Regions from separate parts of the Homo sapiens genome. Here region 1 is linked to region 2. The links are chromatin loops, found by intact Hi-C in ENCODE. Cell type or tissue: Caco-2. All regions are shown on one strand. Links, peaks and the distances in the headings refer to the core of each region. The heading gives the core; the rest is flanking DNA. Region 1 overlaps CELSR1 (cadherin EGF LAG seven-pass G-type receptor 1). Region 2 overlaps CELSR1 (cadherin EGF LAG seven-pass G-type receptor 1).

Evidence for each region. A loop is a pair of places that touch in the nucleus more often than their neighbours do. Peaks named below come from ENCODE experiments on the same cell type or tissue, not always from the same donor. Only the 100,000 strongest peaks of a DNase experiment are listed, where the experiment ranks them.
Region 1: it touches region 2 in a loop (10-fold over the local background); 13 of 110 quality-filtered maps call a loop at or near these places.

The regions. Positions count from the first base shown.
Region 1 is chr22:46,524,136-46,534,254 of GRCh38, forward strand. CELSR1 (cadherin EGF LAG seven-pass G-type receptor 1) reads right to left here. Exons shown (of 35, transcript NM_001378328.1): 1 at 9,492-10,119. Among named protein-coding and RNA genes, the nearest start is that of CELSR1, 8.4 kb to the right of the region's middle. RefSeq lists an enhancer at 4,081-4,582. In Caco-2, for the core only: no CTCF peak of the experiment used is centred there; a DNase peak (open chromatin) is centred at 4,276.
Region 2 is chr22:46,373,311-46,383,429 of GRCh38, forward strand. It overlaps CELSR1 (cadherin EGF LAG seven-pass G-type receptor 1), which reads right to left. Exons shown (of 35, transcript NM_001378328.1): 21 at 8,536-8,740; 22 at 7,478-7,645; 23 at 5,281-5,407; 24 at 3,751-3,951. Among named protein-coding and RNA genes, the nearest start is that of TRMU, 43 kb to the left of the region's middle. RefSeq lists enhancers at 3,672-4,871, 4,322-4,616, 8,282-8,781 and a silencer at 4,322-4,616. In Caco-2, for the core only: no CTCF peak of the experiment used is centred there; DNase peaks (open chromatin) are centred at 4,451, 4,851, 5,933 and 6,312; H3K4me3 peaks cover 182 bases.

The sequences.
Region 1 (10,119 bases), core at 2,613-6,612, 150 kb after region 2:
AGTCTGCGCCTGGCTCTTCCTGTCGCTACAAGCTCTCTAGCCTCAGTTTCTCTGCCCTTACCATGGGGATCCTGTAAGATTTCACTGAGACGATGCAGGCACAGACTGAACAGGCACCGCGGTGGTGGGAAGCACACAGACCCAGGCGGTCCCGCGCCCACTTCTCAATCACCCCTGCTCTGGGCCAGCCTCCTTGCTACATGATTCCCCTCTTACAGGCCTGCCCCCTGTGCTTGGGACACGCGTAAGCCTCCAAACAAGGCCCGCAGCTCTGAGGGACACATCCTGTCCCCTGCACAATCCCCATGACAACTGGAAGGGGCGAAGTCGGTGTGTCGGGCGGCTGGAAGGAAAGGTGTTACCCCACACGATGACCTTGAAAACGGCCCCCACCCCCGTTGTGTGCGTGTGTGTGTGTGTGTGTGTGTGTGTGTGTCTGTCTGTCTGTGTGTTTTGTTTGCTTTTTAAGAGCCCCTGGCCTTCATCCAGGACAAGAGAACAGGCGCTAGAGGGATGACCCCACTAAAAGGCTGCTGTGGGGCTTTTCCCAGCTATGGAATGTTCACGCCCAAAAGGGGGACCTGATTACTAAGGTATCCACAAGTCCTTACCCGAAGCAAAAGCCTAAGAATTCAGTCACTGGTGTTTTCCTGAAAAATGCCCATCCCTTCACCAGGGCGAGTCCCTCAGCACGTGTGGGAGGAAACGAAAACGGCTCCTGGGGGCTGTCCGTGCTTCTGCGCAGCTCCCCTTGTACCCCAAGTAAAGGCACTGGGCCCTCCACCTGGCAGGCAGCCCCCTCCCCTCACCCCTCCGAGGGTCCCCTCCGGCTCATTCCAGAAATAATCCACACCGCCTACCAGGCCCCAGGTCCACAGGCTTCAGGACAGGGAAGCCCAGGGGCCTCCAAGAGGAGCGGCCACTACTGCAAGACTGGCCTCTGGACCCTCATGGCTTGAACTTCCACCTGAATTTCCTCCCAAAACAAGCAAGAGGAAGGCTGGGTCACTGAATTAAAGAGGGTCGTTTACGGCTGGGCGTGGTGGCTCACGCCTATAATCCCAACACTTTGGGAGGCCGAAGCGGGCAGATCACCTGAGGTCGGGAGTTCAAGACCAGCCTGACCAACACGGAGAAAGCCCCATGTCTACTAAAAATACAAAATTAGCCGGGTGTGGTGGTGCGCGCCTGTCATCTCCGCTACTCGGGAGGCTGAGGCAGGACAATCGCTTGAACCCAGGGGACAGAGGTTGCAGTGAGCTGAGATCGCACCATTGCACTCCAGCCTGGGCAACAAAAGCAAAACTCTGTCTCAAAAAAAAAAAAAAGAGGGTTGTTTACTACAACCCCTCCCAGCATTAAGGAATTTCATTCTAGGGAATTTGGGGCATTTATATGAACCCGTGTGTTCAGGTTACAGGAAAAGAAGAAAAAATTAGAAAACGATTTCCCCCAAGGCTGTGAACTGAAGAAATCACACCAAACTCAGGACTGCTTTCTACATGCTGCACCCAGAAGATAACATCTAATTCTGTTTGAATCCAAGTGCTGGCAGGGATGAGCCCCGTGGCACCGGGCCACAGGCCACACCCCAGCTAAGGTGGCCGCTGCCAGGGGCCCCAGACCCCATCTACCCACCTATCCCCTTCCTCAACAGGTTCTGCTATCGGGTTTCAAAATGTGCAGGCACAGGCACCAGCCCAAACCCAAGGGGACCCTTCAGCAGCGACACTGGGGCCAGCGTGGGGTTCTGGCACGCCCAGCAACATGGGCCCGCTCCAGGCGTGGCCAGCACCGCCCCTCCTGCCGGCTCCTGCCCAGGGCTTTGGGAACTTGCCCGGAGTTTCACCTGCCTGCTACTTCACCTAGACTTTTAAAAATGGTCTCTCAACACCCTGGTCGGTACATGGGGCCAGACATAGACCTCTTGTCCCCGGGCAGCTGGTGCTGAGGTGGGCGCCCTGCCCTGGTGAGTCCATGTCCCGTGGACCTGTGGCCCCTTCCATTCTCCCAGGCCCCTTTTTCCCGTCCGCCTCCTGCTCCTCCATTCCCTCCAGGTCTGATGACTCAGAGAGAGGCAGAAGTTACTGTCCTGGCAAACCCGTCTACGAAGCTTGGCCACAGTAGCCCTTTGGGAGACAATGAGGAAGACCTGACACTGCCCACTCCCAAAGCCCCTGAGACGGGCCAGTGCCACGCTAGGCTGCAGGACAGCTAGGTGCTGTGCGTAACCCGCCAACTCTGCTGGGCCTTTAGCTCAGCCTTGTGCAGGCCTGTCCCCATGACACCCTGCCTTCCCTCTGAGGCTGGGTCCTGTTCCCATCCCACTCATGCCAGCAACCTTGTCATTTGCTTCTCAGAGGCACCCCCAAACCACTCCACTCAGATCTCACAGAGGCCACCAAGGACCTGCCCTTGGCTAACCCATCACATCTCTGTCCCCAGGCTCTCCAACCGCCAGACGGCATCCATCACGGATGACCCCCTCGGAGACACTCGCCCTCCCTCAGCCTCCAGGGCCTGCACCCGTGGGCCCTCCCCTGCACGTGGTTATTCCTGCTCCAGCTCCCAAGCAGACTGTTCCCCACCCAGGAGGCTATTCGGGCCATGGCTCCTCAAGGCTGGGCCTGGGTCCCCTCCTAACTGCCAGCACCCTCACTTCTGTGTCCATAACCTGAGCTGGTCTCCCCAGTCTGGACCTGCACACACAATCAACTTCAGGACACTCTCAAAGACGCCCAGCCACACGGGGCCAAAAATGGCCTCACGTCTTCTCACCAAAGCCGATTCCCGGTAAGGACTCTGGCTCAGGGAACGAACCTCTCTCAGTTTCACTCTCATCCTCCCAGAGCCAGTTTTTTCTGGAAGGCACAGACAGGGAACATGCCTTAGGAGCTGCCCGGTCCAGGTTCAAATCCCACTGCTGCCATCACAAGCTGGTGCCCTGGGAGCCCTGTCCTTGGTTTGCTCATCTCTAGGATGGAGGTGGCGACGGTACTTTCCATACCACAGTGTGGCGGCTGGAAAACTGCAAGCGATGGGGCCTGCAGAGCCTGGGAGGGTTCCCGGCACATGGAGCACATCGGCTGAGATGTGTCTGACCATCTAAGCTGGCAAAGCCCTCCTCAGCCACCCCCATGCTGGAGCAAGCATGATGTCCCCAGCTTCCCTCCCCTCCACTCTCACCGCCCAGCAGCTGGGACATGGGACCCAGCTCTTGCCTAAATCCTCCCGAGGGGGCCCACCAAACCCTCCACAGTCAGCCCTCTCTCGACCCGGGGGATCCATCTGACTCCCGGTCTCCCTGCCCATCACACACTGCACACGTCCAGGGGGGTAGAGAAGAGTCCCAGCCCGCCCTTGCCTGCACCTGGTGTCACCACTCTACCCCTGAGCTCAGCCCCCTTGCTCATCGGATGGTCCATCTCCACCCAGCCGCAGAAGTCAGGACCACACTGGCTCTCCCGGCTTTCGCACACAGCAGGTGCTCAATAAACAAACCAACACTCCTTATTTCTGAGGCAGTGTTTCTCAAGGTATGAGCAAGCCACTGTCTCCAGACTTATCAGAGCTCTGAAATGGTTAACTCATTGCCAAAAGCACTGAACTCTCCTGGGAAGGTTTGACACTGGCAGAATCCTGCTTGGCCACTGAAGCAATTTAAGATGGTCCGACCCAGGCTGGGAGCGGTGGCTCACGCCTGTAATCCCAGCATTTTGGGAGGCTGAGGCGGGCGGATAGCCTGAGGTCAGGAGTTGGAGACCAGCCTGGCCAGCATGGTGAAACCCCATCTCTACAAAAATACAAAAATTAGCCAGGCATGATGGCGGGTACCTATAATCCCAGCTACTTGGGAAGCTGAGGCAGCTGAGGCAGGAGAATCACTTGAACCCGGGAGGCAGAGGTTGCAGTGAGCCAAATCATGCCATTGCACTCCAGCCTGGGAGACAGAGCAAGACTGTCTCAAAAAAAAAAAAAAAAAGGTCCGATCCTTCCCTACCCTGTGAGTTCCAGAAAAGCACGCTGCCATGCATCCAGACAATGCCTGAACAGTAGCCCGCCCCTACTTCCTTCTTTGCAATCGTCTGTTTAAAAGCCACTGCAATATCCTGTATTTAACTAGGCAAACACTTAGGGAAGCTTTATCAAGCCTAGACGACTTTATACCATCCACTCTCCACCAAAGTCAACGGCGAGAAGGTTACTCAATCCTGTTATTTCACCGAGTTTCAGTATTTTCTGACATGCCTGAATGACTCATCCGCCAATCATTCTCACCCACAAACGCCACTTTCCTACATCCATGGGTCTGCAACACACACAGCAGGAGAGGCAGGGACATCGCCTTTCTCCCAAGCTCCGCATTCTGCAACAAGAGGCCTACAGCCCTGCACCCACGGACACACACTCAAAGTGAATTAAAAATGACGTGGCCCGGCCACAGATGACTGGAGAAAAGAAATGTGGTACATATATACCATGGTGTACTATTCCACTATAAAAAAGAATGAGGCCAGACGCGGTGGCTCACGCCTGTAATCCCAGCACTTTGGGAGGCTGAGGCGGGCGGATCACGAGGTCAGGAGATCGAGGCCATCCTGGTTAACACGGTGAAACCCTGTCTCTACTAAAAATACAAAAAAATCAGCCGGGCGTGGTGGCGGGCGCCTGTAGTCCCAGCTACTCGGGAGGCTGAGGCAGGAGAACGGCGTGAACCCGGGAGGCGGAGCTTGCAGTGAGCTGAGATCGCGCCACTGCACTCCAGCCTGGGCGACAGAGCGAGACTCTGTCTCAAAATAAAATAAAATAAAATAAAATAAAATAAAAATAAAAAAGAATGAGATCCTGGGCCGGGCACAGTGGCTCACGCCTATAATCCCACCACTTTGGGAGGCCAAGGCAGGTGGATCACGAGGTCAGGAGATCGACACCATCTTGGCTAACACGGTGAAACCCCGTCTCTACTAAAAATACAAAAAAATTAGCTGGGTGTGGTGGCGGGTACCTGTAGTCCCAGCTACTCAGGAGGCTGAGGCAGGAGAATGGTGTGAACCCAGGAGGCGGAGCTTGCAGTGAGCCGAGATGGTGCCACTGCACTCCAGCCTGGGCAGCAGAGTGAGACTCCATTTCAAAAAAAAAAAAGAATGAGATCCTGTCATTTGCAACAACCTGGATGGAACTGGAGGTCATTATGTTAAGTGAAATAAGCCAGGCACAGAAAAACAAATATCCCACGTTCACACTTGCTTGTGAGATCTAAAAATCAAAGCAATTGAACTCATGGGGACAGAGAATAGAAGAATGGTTACCAGAAGCTGGGAAGGGGGTAGCAGGAGGAAGGTGGATGGTCAATGGGTACAAAAAAATAGCTAAAAAAATGAATAAGGCCAGGCACAGTGGCTCACGCCTGTAATCCCAGCCCTTTGGGAGGCCAAGGCAGGCAGATCACTTGAGGTCAGGAGTTCGAGACCAGCCTGGCCAACATGGTGAAACCTTGTCTCTAAGAAACATACAAAAATTAGCTGGGTGTGGTGGCGTGCACCTGTAATCCAATGTACTCAGGAGGCTGAGGTAGGATAATCACTTGAACCCAGGAGGTAGAGGTTGCAGTGAGCCGAGATCATGTCACTGCACTCTAGGCTGGGAGATACAGTGAGACTCCATCTCAAAAAAAAAAAAAGAATAAGACCTAGTATTTAGCCCAACAGTGAGACTACAGTCAATAATAATTTAATTGTACATTCAAAAATAACTAAAAGAGTATAATTGGACTGTTTATAACACAAAGGATAAATGCTTGAGGGGATGGAGACCCCATTCTCCATGATGTGATCATTACACATTGCATGCCTGTGCCAGAATATCTCATGTACCTCATAAATACATACATCTAACCAGGCACAGTGGCTCATGCCTATAATTTCAGCACTTTGGGAGGCCAAGGCAGATGGATCACTTGAGCTCAGAGGTTGGAGACCAGACTGAATAACATAGTGAGACCTTGTCTCTATTACAAATAATTAAAAAAAAAATCAGCCAGGTGTGGTGGTGCAATGAGCTGAGATCAAGGCTGACATGAATCGTGATCATGCCACTGCACTCCAGCTGGGGCAAGAGAGCAAGACCCTGTCTCATACACACACACACACATATATATATACACACACATAAATTTGTGTATATAATTTATATATAATTCATTATAACATATATTATATATTATATATAATTCATTATATATAAATTGTTTTTCAAAAATAAAAATAAAACAAAGAATGTCAATGTTTCTGAAAGACCACTGTCCAGAAAGAAGGCAGAGCACATTCAAGGCTTGAGTTGTCCACTGGGTCATCAGCCACGTTGCCCTGAAAAACGCAAACACAGCCTTTATACAAGCTCATAATAAAAAGTTCCTATCACAGAATTTAAAATCTCATTCAAAAACTATCGCAAAAAATGAACATCTTGTATCGCTGGATGTCATTCAAAACTGGCAGCTATTTGAATTTCACTATCTTCTGACTTCAAAAAATTTTCAAAAAATGTTTTCTCCTTGGTGGGCTACATAAAACCACCAACAACTATCTAGTCACAGTCACAGTGTTCAACCCCACGCCAGGCTAAATGAACTGCCCCCACCACGTGGGCCTTCCCAGGCCCTGCCCTCCGATGCGCTCCTCCCTCCTGGGCTCCTCTGCTGAAAGCTGGCAGCCCTTCCTGGAATGGCTCCCACTAAACGTAGTCGATGGCTGGCCTGTTGCATACAGCACCTCCAGGCTGGTCATATTGCATCAAAGGCTTTAGGGCATGGCTGTAAATCCTGGGGAAGCAACAACACTCCATTGAAAACAGTGGATGAGTTTGAAACCACCGCTTCCCCGCATTGTTCCTTAATAAAACCTCCAGATAATTCAAGGGCTGATCTTTTTGTTTGGTCTGTTTTCTATCCGGTGCTTTGCTGTCTGGAACCATAGATCTTATAGTCAATAGTGATTTACTTATTTGGAGCATTAAATCCTAGTCGAATGGTCTGAGATTTCTGCGCATCCTTTTATTTATTTATTTATTTATTTATTTATTTATTTATTTTGAGACAGTCTCACTCTGTCACCCAGGCTACAGTGCAGCAGTGGGATCTCGGCTCACTGCAACCTCCGCCTCCCAGATTCAAGCAATTTTCCTGCCTCAGCCTCCCGAGTAGCTGGGACTACAGGTGCTCGCCACCACACCAGGCTAATTTTTGTATTTTTAGCAAAGACAGAGTTTCACCATGTTGGCCAGGTTGGTCTTGAACTCCTGACCTCAGGTGATCCACCTGCCTCGGCCTCCCACAGTGCTGGGATTACAGGCATGAGCCACTGCGCCTGGTCATATGCCTGCTTTAAAGCACCCATTTGACCCTGGAATAATTCAGTTTAGCAACTAATTCGTCAAAAATGTTCTCCAAAGGAAGAGAGGGGAATGCGAAGAGCGGGCTGCTTTCTGCGGATCGTGGTTTAACGCCGAGTGCCCCCCACTGGCTGTGCAGTCCTGAGAAGGCCACTCAACACCCCAGGGCCTCAGTGTCTGCATCTGTAAAATGAGCAGCAGCATGACACCACTCAGCTCCCGGTTACCAGGGAAACACATGAGAGCGCAAATAAAAGAGTAAAGAAAACCGCCTGCTGGAACCCAGTCAAAGGTAACCACTGTCATCCGGGTGTGTGTTGGGGCGGTGGTGGTCTGGGGGGTGGTGTGGATGCATGAGGACACAGCACCTGATTTACACGAGAGTACGAGTGTGTCCACAAAGGAGCAGAGCCAATAACTGGATGACTGAGACTGGATGACTACATAGTGTGGAGCCCCCAGCCCATTTTCAACTGTGGTCTAAGCTGCGCCCCAGGTGAGACAGCTCTCAGGAACCAACCTCCTTGGAAGGGAATCCATCCTAAACCCTGCTGTCTGGCTAACAGCGGGGGGGCCCACATTACTGATACCACAGACACACAAAACATCCCTGCCCCCAGCATGGATCTGTTCCCACTATCTCGTCCCTCATTAAATCTAAACCCTATTATTGGGCCAAGTCATTTTTAAATAGGCCAAATTTCCCATTGTGCTTTATCTATAAGATAAAGTGGTATAGAAGAAAAACTTCCTAAGAATATCCATAACCCCGGTTAATTCGCCCTTAAGGGCCTATTCCATATTCTCTACACGTTTACAATCTCACAAACCTAAAATATTCACCGACAAATAGACTGTACTGCCAAAATTGTGCGGAAGGTTTGTATTATACCAAAACTGAACCTGTAAGTTTCACATCTTATAAGCAAACTGTAACTGGAAGCTGTTAGCTATCCAACCCTTCCTATATTACAGAATAACAGCCAACCTTGGAAACGAAACAAATCAGAAAGTTAACTTTTTAATTATTCCAGGGCTCCTGTGGCAAAGTTGTATCCTAATAACTCACTGTTTAAACAATTTCTCTGAAACACTGACTCAAACAGCCAGCCAATCTGAGCTCTTCTTGGCAGTAGTTTGGGCTTATAAATAAGGTCACCTGCCTGCACCAGCATCCTTGGATGCACGGTCAGGCAAACCTCAAAGAGCCACTGGGGGACCTTTACTGTTCCCCCAGGCCCCTCGAAGTTCTTCTCTCTCTTCTGTGTCTCCCAATTCCAACACTTTCTATTAGTCCCCCTCCCCAGCACCGCAGACCAGCCCCGGCACACAGGGTCAGAGGCATAGAGGACCGGCCAAACTTCTGACTGCTGAGCCAAGGTTTCCTCTCCCTCCTGTTCACCTCCAGCCCCAGAGCAGGTGAGCGAGGTGCCCACACTGGCTCCACCACTAACTGGGCAGGCCTCTTCAACAGCACCCAAATTACAAGCCCGCATCCAGGAGCAGAAGCCAAGATCAAATGAGGCTATGCTTTTCAAAGAGCTTGCACAAAGCCCTACACACCTAAGCCCGACTGTTATTATCTGCAGGAGACAGAAAAGCCAGACCAAGGGAACACCGGCTGCATTATAGGGTGACTCAGGGACCCATCTGACAATTCCAACGGTCCCACCCTGGAATTAATTGGCACTGGGAAGGGGCAGTGACCTCTGATCTTCCCAGAGAGCCCTGTGGCTGGCTGACGAAAGAGCATCTCCAAGCAAATCCTGTGACCCAGATCACCTGGAGGCCACTTTTTAATAGCTGTACTCAGGAGCCACTAGCCTGCTGAGGAAGGCGCTGATCCCCGGTCTTGAACTTGGGAGAACCGCAGGCCTGCTCCCAGGAAAATGCTGACGGAAGCGGCGCGGTGCCTCTCCCCCTCGCTGGGCCTAGGCCGGGCGCCCACCCCCAGCATCCAACCGGCGGCAACAAATCCTTGCAGAGTTGCCCGGGCCCGGCCCAATTGCGCCCCGGCATGCCAGGCGGAGCCCTTGGCGGGTTCCTGAGGCTCTCCAGGAGGCCCATCAGGAGCTACTCCTCCCACCCCGACGGCCACTCACCAGACACAGACACCTCCATGAGCGCCTCCAGCGGCCGGTTGTTGTCCAGGTCGCGGCTGAGCTGCAGTTCGCCCGTGGCGGGGTCCAGCAGCAACAGGCGCAGCTCGTTGCCCTGCACGAAGGTGTAGTTGAGGCTGTCTGACACGTCGGGGTCATGGGCCGGGATGCAGCCGATCACGCCGGTGGGGAAACTGTTGGACTTGTTGGTGACATAGTTGTTGAAGAGGATCTGGAAGTCGGGCAGCACAGGCGGGTTGTCATTCTGGTCCACGAGAAGGATGTGCACCGTGGCTCGGCTCACCAGCGGAGCCGACGTGGCCTGCACCACCAGCACATACTCCCGCCGGACCTCAAAGTCCAGCTCCACCATGGCACGCAGGTCCCCGTTGAGCAGGTCCAGCTGGAAGAAATGCCGCATGTCCCCTTCCACAATCTGATACATGATCTGGGCATTAGGGCCTTCATCAGGGTCGTTAGCACGAATCTTTGCCACCACCGACCCCACTGGGTTGTTCTCCTCAACAAACAGCTCCAGTTCGTCCTTCTCAAACATGGGGGCATTGTCATTAATGTCCAAGATGGTCACCTGGATTTCTACCGAGGCGCTAAGGGGAGTGGGACTGCCCCG
Region 2 (10,119 bases), core at 2,560-6,559:
AGAGAGACTAGTCTCTGAGGCCATGAACACAAACCCAGTCCCACATGCCCCGGAACTGCACTTGAAGATGTGGCCCCAAGGCAGCTTCACACCCAGTGCTCTGGGCGGGGCGGGGGGGCAGCTTCACACCCAGTGCTCGGGGTTGGGGGGGCAGCTTCACACCCAGTGCTCTGGGGTGGGGGGGGCAGCTTCACGCCCAGCGCTCTGGGAGGGGCAGCTTCGTGCCCAGTGCTCTGGGAGAGGCTGCCCCAGCCAGTGCTCCCAAAGCTGCCGCCAGCTGGGAGAGGATGGCAGGCTCCCCTCTGGGTCCCGGGAGGCTGAACCAGCCAAATGGGAGAATGGGGAGATGGGGGAGAAGGGGGAGATGGGGGAGATGGGGGAGAAGGGGGAGATGGGGGAGATGGGGGAGATGGGAGCAATGGGAGCAATAGGAGCAATGGGAGGGTCCCACCACCCTGACCCCACCCCCAACCGGCCTGCTCTGGACACACTGTCTAATCCTCAGCAGCCATCCCATCAGTCCACCCTACCAGGGGGTCCCAGGGAGATACCCTTTAACAGACACAGAAGCGTAGGAGGAGAACGAGGGCCCCCGCCTCAACCCCAGGCTTAAGGCCACTTTGCTCAGGCACTGGGTCACGGCACCCTAAGGGTGCCCCTGCTGACACATCAGCCTCGAAGGGCCAGCCACCCTCCAGAAACAACGCCCCCGAGGTGGGGAGGGCCCCAAGTCAGCATCGCATCTGTCAGATACGGAACAGAGCAGGAACCGAAGCAGGGAACGCAGGCTCAAGTTATGCCAGAGACAGGCCCTTTGCCTCAGACTGTGGCCTCGGTCAGGAAAGGAGGCGCGAGCGTGTGGCTGGAGAACTCTACACCAAACACCCTGGTTTCCTGAGTGGAAATCACACTGGCTCAGGAAAAGGAAGGGGGTGAGAAGGTTGGTTGGCTGGATGGCTGCTTCAAGTAATGCGAAAAGTAAACCCACGAAACCACCTTTTGAAAACAAAGTGCGAGGGCTGTGCCATCCTGGCTGCAGCAGGGTCGTACCTGCTTCCCTAACCAATGTACCACCTTTTCCAGAAATAGAACAAAGACAAAAGCGGATGCATAATAAATCATTTCAGCCTGCCAGCGCTCTGAGAGATGAAAAACCTCGCCCAGAGATAGGATTGTGGGTTTACAAAAAAACCATAAAGCCCAGGCACTCTGCCAAGCCCCTAGAACGCTGCCGGGTCGCCCTTTCCTTCTCCATGCTCAGCCGTGCGTGGCTGCCGGGACAGCGCTCACTCCGGCAGGCGACGAGTCAGTGTGGGAACCCAGGGGCCGCCTCAGTTTCGCTGGGGTGTTGAGTTGCAGGGAGTGGCCTGCACCGACTCCCCTCTCCCCCATTCACGCCACTCAAAAGCACACTAGAGGGGTTTTGAGATGAAATCCGCACACTTCTCAGAGCCTTCCCAGACCAATGCGCGGATGAGAACGTGCCCATTGCGGGGATGCGCCCGGCTGCGGATGTGAAGAAACCCCTCCGCAGGAGCAGCGACCCTGCCATATGGGCCCCGCACACGGAGCCCCCGCCAGCCCGGGGCCTCGGCCTCGGGAAGCACCTGGGAGGCGGCGGGGAAGGTTGGCCCTGGCTGGTCTGACACACGCCTCGGGGCTCGTCCTTCATGGGCCAGGCCTGGTGCTCCACCTACCACTGCTGGGAAGCCATGGAGGCTTCTCAAGGGTGACCTGCGAGGTGGGGGTGCCTGCCTTCCCTCTTGAGGTAAGAGGGGTCTGGTCCCACCGCTTGCCGTAAAAAAGGAGGAGCAGCTCAGGTCTGCACGTGGCCCTGAGCAGCTCGCCGGAAGGTTCCAGCCTGGTCTTTTTATTCCGTTTCCCTTCCCAGGGCCGGTCCAGCCCCACAGACACCGTCTCCACCCACGAGTTGGAGGCGGCCTCCCTGGCTCATGCGCCACACCTTCCTTGGCCTCTGCAGGTGTCCCATCTCACCCAGACCCTGCCTCTCAATGGGTGGTACCTTCAACTACTCATTCTCCCTTCTGGAGACGTCAAACTCCCCTGACTCCTCCTTCCTGCCTGCTCCATAACCGGTTGGTCCTGTCCCTCCTTTCTCCCCGTGCCCAGTGCCCTGGCTTCAGTTCTGGGTCTCCACCCCACCTCCCAGGCCTGCGCATTATCAGACTGCTCTGATCTTCTGCCCGTCGTCCACCTGCTGCCAGGCTCTTTTTTTTTTTTTTTTTTTTTTGAGACAGGGTCTCACTCTATTGTCCAGGCCAGAGTGCAGTGGCACCATCTCAGCTCACTGCAACCTCTGCCTCCCGGGTTCAAGCGATTCTCATGTTTCAGCCTCCCAAGTAGCTGGGATTACAGGTGCGTACCACTATGCCCAGCTAATCTTTGTATTTTTAGTAAAGACAGGGTTTCACCATGTTGGCCAGGTTGGCCTCGAACTCCTTGACCTCAAGTGATCTGCCTGCCTCGGCCTCCTAAAGTGCTGGGATTACAGGCATGAACCAACGTGCCCAGCCTAATTGTTTCTCATAACGTGCCTGTAGACTATTTTAGATTTTTTCTATGAGATCCTTCATGTTACCTAATAATGACAGCTTTGTTTCTTCCTTTCTGATCTCTATGCTTTTGTTTTCCTTATTCATTGCACTGGCAAGGCCACCCTGCACCACAGTGGTGAACGTGAGTGGGTTCCTGATGTTACAGGGGATGCCTCCAGTATCTTCCCATTGTTATTTATTGCAACTGCAGGTTTTCTGTAGATGTCTTCATTAGATTAAAGTTTCCCCTAGTCCTAGTCTGTTCAAAGGTTTTTCTTTCTTTCTAATCATTAATGAGCATAACATTTATCAAAATTCTTTTGTACATTCATTTCTGAGAAAAATAATATTTTTCCCTTAAATGTACTGGTGAGGTAAATGGCATTCATAGATTTTTAAAATGTTAAACCATCCTTGCATTCCTAAGATAAACCCAACCTGGCCGTGGTTTTTATACTGCAATGCAAATTCTCTAACGGTGAGAGGACTATTTAGTCTTTCTACATCTTAAATCATTTTGTTTTGTTTTGAGACAGTCTCGCTCTATTGCCCAGGCTGGAGTGCAGTGGCTCCATCTCTGCTCACTGCAACCTCTGCCTCCCAGGCTCAAGCAATTCTCCTGCCTCAGCCTCCTGAGTAGCTGGGATTACAGGTGCCCGGCACCACGCCCAGCTAATTTTTGTATTTTTAGTAGAGATTGGGTTTTACCATGTTGGCAAGGCTGGTCTTCCTGACCTCAAGTGATCTGCCTGCCTCAGCCTCCCAAAGGGATCCTGGTGGGATTACACGCATGAGCCACTGCCCTTAAATCACTTTTGACAAGAGTTGTATTTTCCTGGGGATGTACACAAGAATCACTTGAACCTGGGAGGTGGAAGTTGCAGTGAGCTGAGATTGTGCCATCTCACTCCAGCCTGGATTGACAGAGCGAGACTCTCAAAAAAAAAAAAAAAGAAAGAAAGAAAGAAAGGGCCCCCCATCTCCCAATAGAGTCAAAGTGCTTGGGCCTGCCAGTGAATCCCACATCTCCACCCACAGCCTGTGACCAGGCACGTTCCTGAAAGGGCATCTGTGAAGCAGAGGTGGGGGTGGTGAGGAGGAGCTAGCCAGGGTGCTTGGAGTGGCCAGGACAGGACTATGGTAGCTGCTCCAAGCTGCGGCCCAGACAGTGGGGAGGGGAGCAGAGTGGCCATACCGGGTTTTCCGTCTGGTTGATCCCAATCACGAACACCAGCTGAGAGAGGAAGAGCGCCACGGCGAGGTGCTTGTGAATGCTGTGCAGGTTGGAGCGCAGCATGCGGACCAGGCTCAGGAGGACGAAGGCCACCAGCAGGGCTGCCAGTGACAAGGACACAGCGGCATAGGTGACAATCTTCAGAGGCAGGACCTCCCCGTTCTATGGGCAGGAGGGTTAAAGGCAGGAGAGAAGGTAAGGGCCGAGGCTCAGATCTGGTCATTGCATAACAGAGATAAATTACACACTTGCTTATGAAACGATCAAGGCTGGCAGGATCAGGCTGGGCTGGGGAGGCCGAGTGCTCATGGCTCTGGGCCTGGAACTGCCCCTCCTGAGGCTCCTTCAATGCCCTGGGCCCTGGGCATCCCTGGGGCCTGCGGCAGCACGCCAGGCTCCCTCCACTGGCTTGGGGGCCGTTCAGAGACCTCTGGCTTTGGGGCGCCCAGGCCATGGGAGCCTCGGACTCTCACTCCAGCCTCCTTTCTTCTGCCTCAATTTCAGCTTCCTTGGCCCACATGTCACCTGGCATCCTGGCCATGAGACAAGCCCCAACCCCGCCCACATATGAACAAACTCCACTAATCACTGACCCCGTCTCCAGGCTGGGTCCTGCTGGGGAGTGACATTTGCCCATGAGACAGGGGCAGAGGCGGGTCAGCTTCACCTGCATATTGCACAAGAGGCCGCTGCCCTCCTCCAGCCCCGCCTGAGGGCTGACTCACCCTTCCAAGAATGTGACAGAAACCAGGGCCACTTCACATCAAAAAGCCCTCGGAAAGGACAGTGGCCTGGGCCCTTGAGCCACAGTGCAACCCCGGGGAGGGGCCGGGGGAGGCTACCCAGGCCCCTGGTTCTGACTCCTAGACCCCAGGGTCCCACACAGGCCATGGCCAGGCTGGCTCCCACCTCCCTCCTGTCTGGATAACGGGAGGCCAGGACAGCGCTCGGGCCATTCCCCAATTCATCTGCAGCCCACAATGGCCGGCTCACATTCCCAGGCCGCTTAAAATGCCAGAGGTTAAACATTAGCCGCCCAGCCTTTTGTCCTGCTGCCCTGCGTGTGGCCCCGAGGGAGAGCGCCCAGCAGCTGTCACCTCCCTTAGGATCAAAGCAGGTGGGGAGCGGCACCGTCCAACAGACCCGCACTGAAGTGAGGGGCAGGTTCCGAGAGCTCCTCGGAGCCTGAGCTTTGGGTCTGCCATTCCGGGGTTTAATACATAACCAGGGCTCTCTGAAAACCCTTATAATGGGGCTTTGTTATGGAAATCCTCAGACTCTGGCCAATCCTCGAATATGTGTTTTAATCGGTTGATTTGTTTTGTTCCAAGCACTTAGAATGGAAGATTTAGTTTGAGGAGGGGACAGATTTGGGGGCAGGCTCAGCAGGTTTGAGGACGGGCAGGTTTGGCGGGGAGGTGCAGGTTTGGGGGGGAGGGGCAGGTTTGGCGGTAGGCCCAGAGGGCACAGTGGCCACGGGAGGATGCCCACCTCACGCCTGGAGATATCCATGAGCACCGCAAAGCTGGCTGTGTGGCTGCACTGGCAGGCGACATGTGTCCGGTTCCTGGACAGGAGCTCGCAGCCCCGGGCAGACCACCCTCCCGTCCCACCAACGCTGCGGAGAGGACAGAGAAGGGGCAGGGGTAAGACGGTTCCCTCTGCCCATGAGTCTGTAAAGGGCAGCCTTTGCCCAGCCCTGGGGGCTCCCAGGCCATCCTGGCCAAACCAAACAGCAGGTGCCGTGAGTGCTGAAAGCCCAGCGCCCTCGCAGGCTGCTCCCCACCGTGTTCCTCACCAGCCCCCTACACCGAAGACAAGAGCCACCTGGCTGTAAGAAGAGCAGCCTCACTGCCGCGGAGGCAGGACCATGGGAACAGTCTCCCTTCCCTTCTGTGTCTGGTCAGGGCCTCCAAGGAGCACCCTCTGAAGTTCAAGTTCTACGTGCCATCTAGCAGCAAAACTCAAATGGGGCTGTCTCGCGTCCGCCCCGCTGCTGGAACCACTGCCCGGGGTTCACACAGCTGCGATGCGGTCCCGTCTCCTTCTGAGGGCAGACGCTCTCAGAAAGGACATCTCACCTTCCTCTGACACTTTCATCTTCAGATTGCACAATGTTTTATGGGAACTGCCCAGAAGCCAGGGCCCCATTATGACTCCCGTTTTACTGATGGGAAGCCCCAAATAACAAGGTGTTATAAGGTGTGTCTCAGCTTCAGACAGGGCCCTGCCCTCGCAGACTCTGGGAAAAATCACATAACCTCTCAGATCCTTACTTTGCTAATCTGTAAAATGGGATGTTAGCATTAATATGTTTGGCACAAACTTTACAATCTGGGAATAATAAGTGCAACATAAAGCAGAGAGCAGGTCATTAGAGCTGGAGCTAATTGCCAGGACGCAGATGAATGCCCAAGACAGACAGCCGGGCCTGACGTCCGTCGTGGTGGAATGGGTTCCTTTCTTCTCTCTTTTATAAGCCAAGCGCCTACTACATTCCAGGTGCCATGCTGGTTGCTTATTAACTAGAACTTGGAAAGCACAGAAGCAGGAGAAGAATGAGGCTGGGCTAACCGGGCTCGCTCACCATAGCGCCACCCCCAGCACAGCCCCCACTCACGGCTCCTCACTGTGCCCAGGGCAACTGTGATGGGGGCAGCGTTCCTGCTGCACAGACGTCCCCAGATGCACAACGCTCCGCAGATTCAAGCCTGACTCCTGCATGGCGTCTCCCCTTCCCGGCACTCCCTCCCGGTGTGTGGGGAGGCAGTGGGTCTTCCCCTCCCTGACTGTGCTCCCATCCCGGCAACAGGGCCCTTCCCACCACACCCCCGTTCCAGTGCCTTCTTCTAAACAGAGACAGCAAAAGTGAAAACCAACCAGCAGAGAAAAGGCAAGCTCCCTGTAACGATAGAGCAACTCAAATGTCCACACCTCACGTGAACTCTGCAGCTAAAAAGCAAAACCAAAGCACAAACACTACTGGCTCCCAGCAGACGGGAGCCACACTGTGGTGCTGAATCCAGTCTCACGTGTGGGTGAGAATCACTCATTTTGCATTTTTCTAACGACGAAACGCCTTTCCCTCGCTTGCATGGATGCTAGAACACAGATTCTCGCGCACAGATTCTCCTGCGTTCGCCACTCTGTGACTCTCTGACGCTGCTTCTGAAACGGGCCAGATAAACTGTGCTGCGGCCAGGTGTGGCCTCTTGGGGGTGAAGCCAGTCCCCACAGCTAGACTGTGTCAGCCTCTCGGGCAAGACCGTCAGCAGATGGGCTCTTAGGCCAGTCTCTGGGTTCTGTCTCCCGTGTGTGACCGGAATGGGCCTGTCTTATCCGGCGGTGAACTGGGCACTACACTAGTGTTGGCCGCTGCATGTCGGGAGTCCCGCAGGTGAGGGGTCCCCTTCCTGGGTGTCAGCCTTGAGGGATCTCTCTGTGCGCCTGCACATCTGTATCTCCACGTGCAGGTCTGTGTGCATCTGTGTGTGGACATCTAGGGGAGGACTCTGATATTCCCACAGAAGCAGAGCAGGAGGCTCACTGCCCCCACGGGGGACTTAAAGGGGAAACACAGACCACAAGAGACCGTCCTCTTGGGGCGCTCTGCCACTGAGCCCCCGACCCTGCGGGGGCACTCTGCCTTGGCAAAGCCCTCACATGGGGCTCCTGGCGTCACACTTACGCCAGGGAGTGGTTCCAGAACACGCAGACAGGCTTGGTTCGCTCCTCCACCTCCAGCAGGGCGAACTCCACCAGGACGGGCCTCTCCAGGGGTCTCGGGAGCGGAGCCCCCTCGCTGTACACCAGCGTGCTCACCATCGGGGTATTAATGATGGGCCGGTGAGGCAACCTGAGGTCAAGAAGCCAGAGCATGGGGACAAACACGGTGAGGAAACATCTGCTTAAATCCCGCGCACAAATGCCCTGAGGACACGCCATGATGTGTTTCTAGGGGAGACAGAATCACACTCCGAGAGCTCGGACCCACGGACCCCACAGTATCTTCATCCCTAGAGCAGGTTTTATCACTGACAGGGCACACAGAGAGAGGTGTCACCTTTGGGTCAAATTGGGACTTCAGAAATTTAAAAAGAAAGAGAAGGCACAGGTGCAAAGATGTCACAGCCCATAATAGCTAATGGCAGAATCACAGGGGATGGTTTCAGTGTCCAGCAAAAGACACCAAAATAATGGCAGCTCATGGGGATGAATCACCCAGTCACTGAGAACCACGTGAACACGAGGATCCCAGAGCCAGGGAAGTATCTGGGAAATGGCAGGAAGAAGGAGGGCGGAGCCTTGGGCTGCTCCCACCGAGCAGGTTGCAAAGCTGCTTCTGGGACATTCATCCTTTCCAGCCAGGACTAGCTGAGCAGACCTAACCCCGGGGCCAGCAGCAGGCACTACCCATGACAGCCTTGGGCCAGGTGTGTGGGGACAGAATGGGGTCCCTCTGGGCACAAGATGGGGTGTATGCTGGGGAGGGGGCATTTCTGGCACAAACACCAGGATGAGCCCAGGCAAAGGGTGTGCAATGTTCCAGGGTGTGGTATCCTGTGGCAGACCCAGAATCTCCCTCCAAGGACCACCACAAGGCAATGGTCTCTGTCTCTGGGCCAGGGTCACGGTGAAATGTCACTGTGAAGACCTGTGCTTGATCAGGATCAGGATTTTGACCTGTGGAAGCCTCAGGAGCCTCCAGAACGGGCCCTCCCCGTGTGCCCCGTGCCCAGGCCTTACCGGAGGCTGCGACGGTCGGGGTCGTAGCGCTCGGGCAGGAGCTGCCCCAGGGTGCGGTAAATGATGACCAGAGCGACGGCGAACTGGCCAGCGTCATCAGGGTGTCGCCTCCGCCTGCTGATCGGGGCCTCCCTCTCGGTGCCAGGCCCCGGGCGCGTGGTCTGCGGGGTGGTCCTCCGGCCAGCCGGCCTCAGCAGGGGGCCTTCTGCAATGTGAGCAGAAGGTGAGGACTCTGGCAGGAGCACCTGTGTTCCCCAAGACTGCCGTCAGTGCCAGCAGGTGCTTCTCAAAAACCAACAGATGTCCCACAGAAAACAGTACCGTGGGTCCCCAAAAAATCAAAAACAGGACTTATCACATGACCCTGCAAGCCCACTTCTGGGTATACACCCCAAGGAACTGAAGGCGGGGACCCAGATACTTCTATTTTTATTTATTTATTTATTTTTTGAGACAGAGTCTTGCTCTGTCGCCCAGGCTGGAGTGCAGTGGCGCCATCTCGGCTCACTGCAAGCTCCGCCTCCCGGGTTCACGCCATTCTCCTGCCTCAGCCTCCCGAGTAGCTGGGATTACAGGTGCCCGCCACCACGCCTGGCTAATTTTTGTATTTTTAGTAGAGACAGAGTTTCACCTTGTTAGCCAGGATGGTCTCGATCTCCTGACCTCATGATCCGCCCGCCTCGGCCTCCCAAAGTGCTGGGATTACAGCCGTGAGCCACCGCGCCCGGCCTGGACCCAGATACTTCTATGCCCATGTTCACAGCAGCACCATTCACACAGGCCAAAAGGTGGAAACAACTCAGGCATGGGTCAACAGGTGAGTGGATAAGCAACACGCGCTCCATCCGCACAATGGAATATTACTCAGCCTTCAAAAGGAGGGGAAGTCTGACAGTTGCTGCGGCGCAGGTGAACCTAGCGGACATTAGGCTCGGTGAAATAAGCCAATCACAAAAGGACAAATATCGTGTGACTCCTCTTACAGGAGGTCCCTAGAGGAGTCAAATTCAAAGACAGAAAGAACGGTAGGCACCAGGGGCTGGGGAGGAGAGTTAGTGTTTCGTGGGCTAGAGTTTCAGATCTGCAGGCTGGAAAGAGTTCTGGAGATGGACTGTTTAAACATGAATGTATCTGATGCAGTTTGGATGTGTGGCCCCTCCAAATCTCATGTTGAAATGTGATCAGGGTTGAAAATCGGCCTGGTCGGAGGTGTCTGGGTCATGGGTGTGGATCCCCCAGGAATGGCTTGGTGCCCCGCCCTTGGTAATGAGCGAGTTCTCACTCTATTAGTTCCAGAGAGAGCTGGCTGCAATGGAGAGTCAGGGACCTCGTCCTCTTAGTTTCAAGCATGACCCCACATCAGAGTCACCCCTCTTTTTAAGACACATGAGATAACATCATATACCTGACAAAATCCATTTACTAACAACATTTCCAATTTTAAACTGTCCATTACAGAGTTTACCTTTTCACGTCCTTTTTATTTGGGGAAGGTTTTAGTAATTGTCATGGATCTGTAAAAAAGCACCTTAAGAAAATTCAAAATGTTCAAACTGTTTTGAATCATAATCTCAACCCAGGATT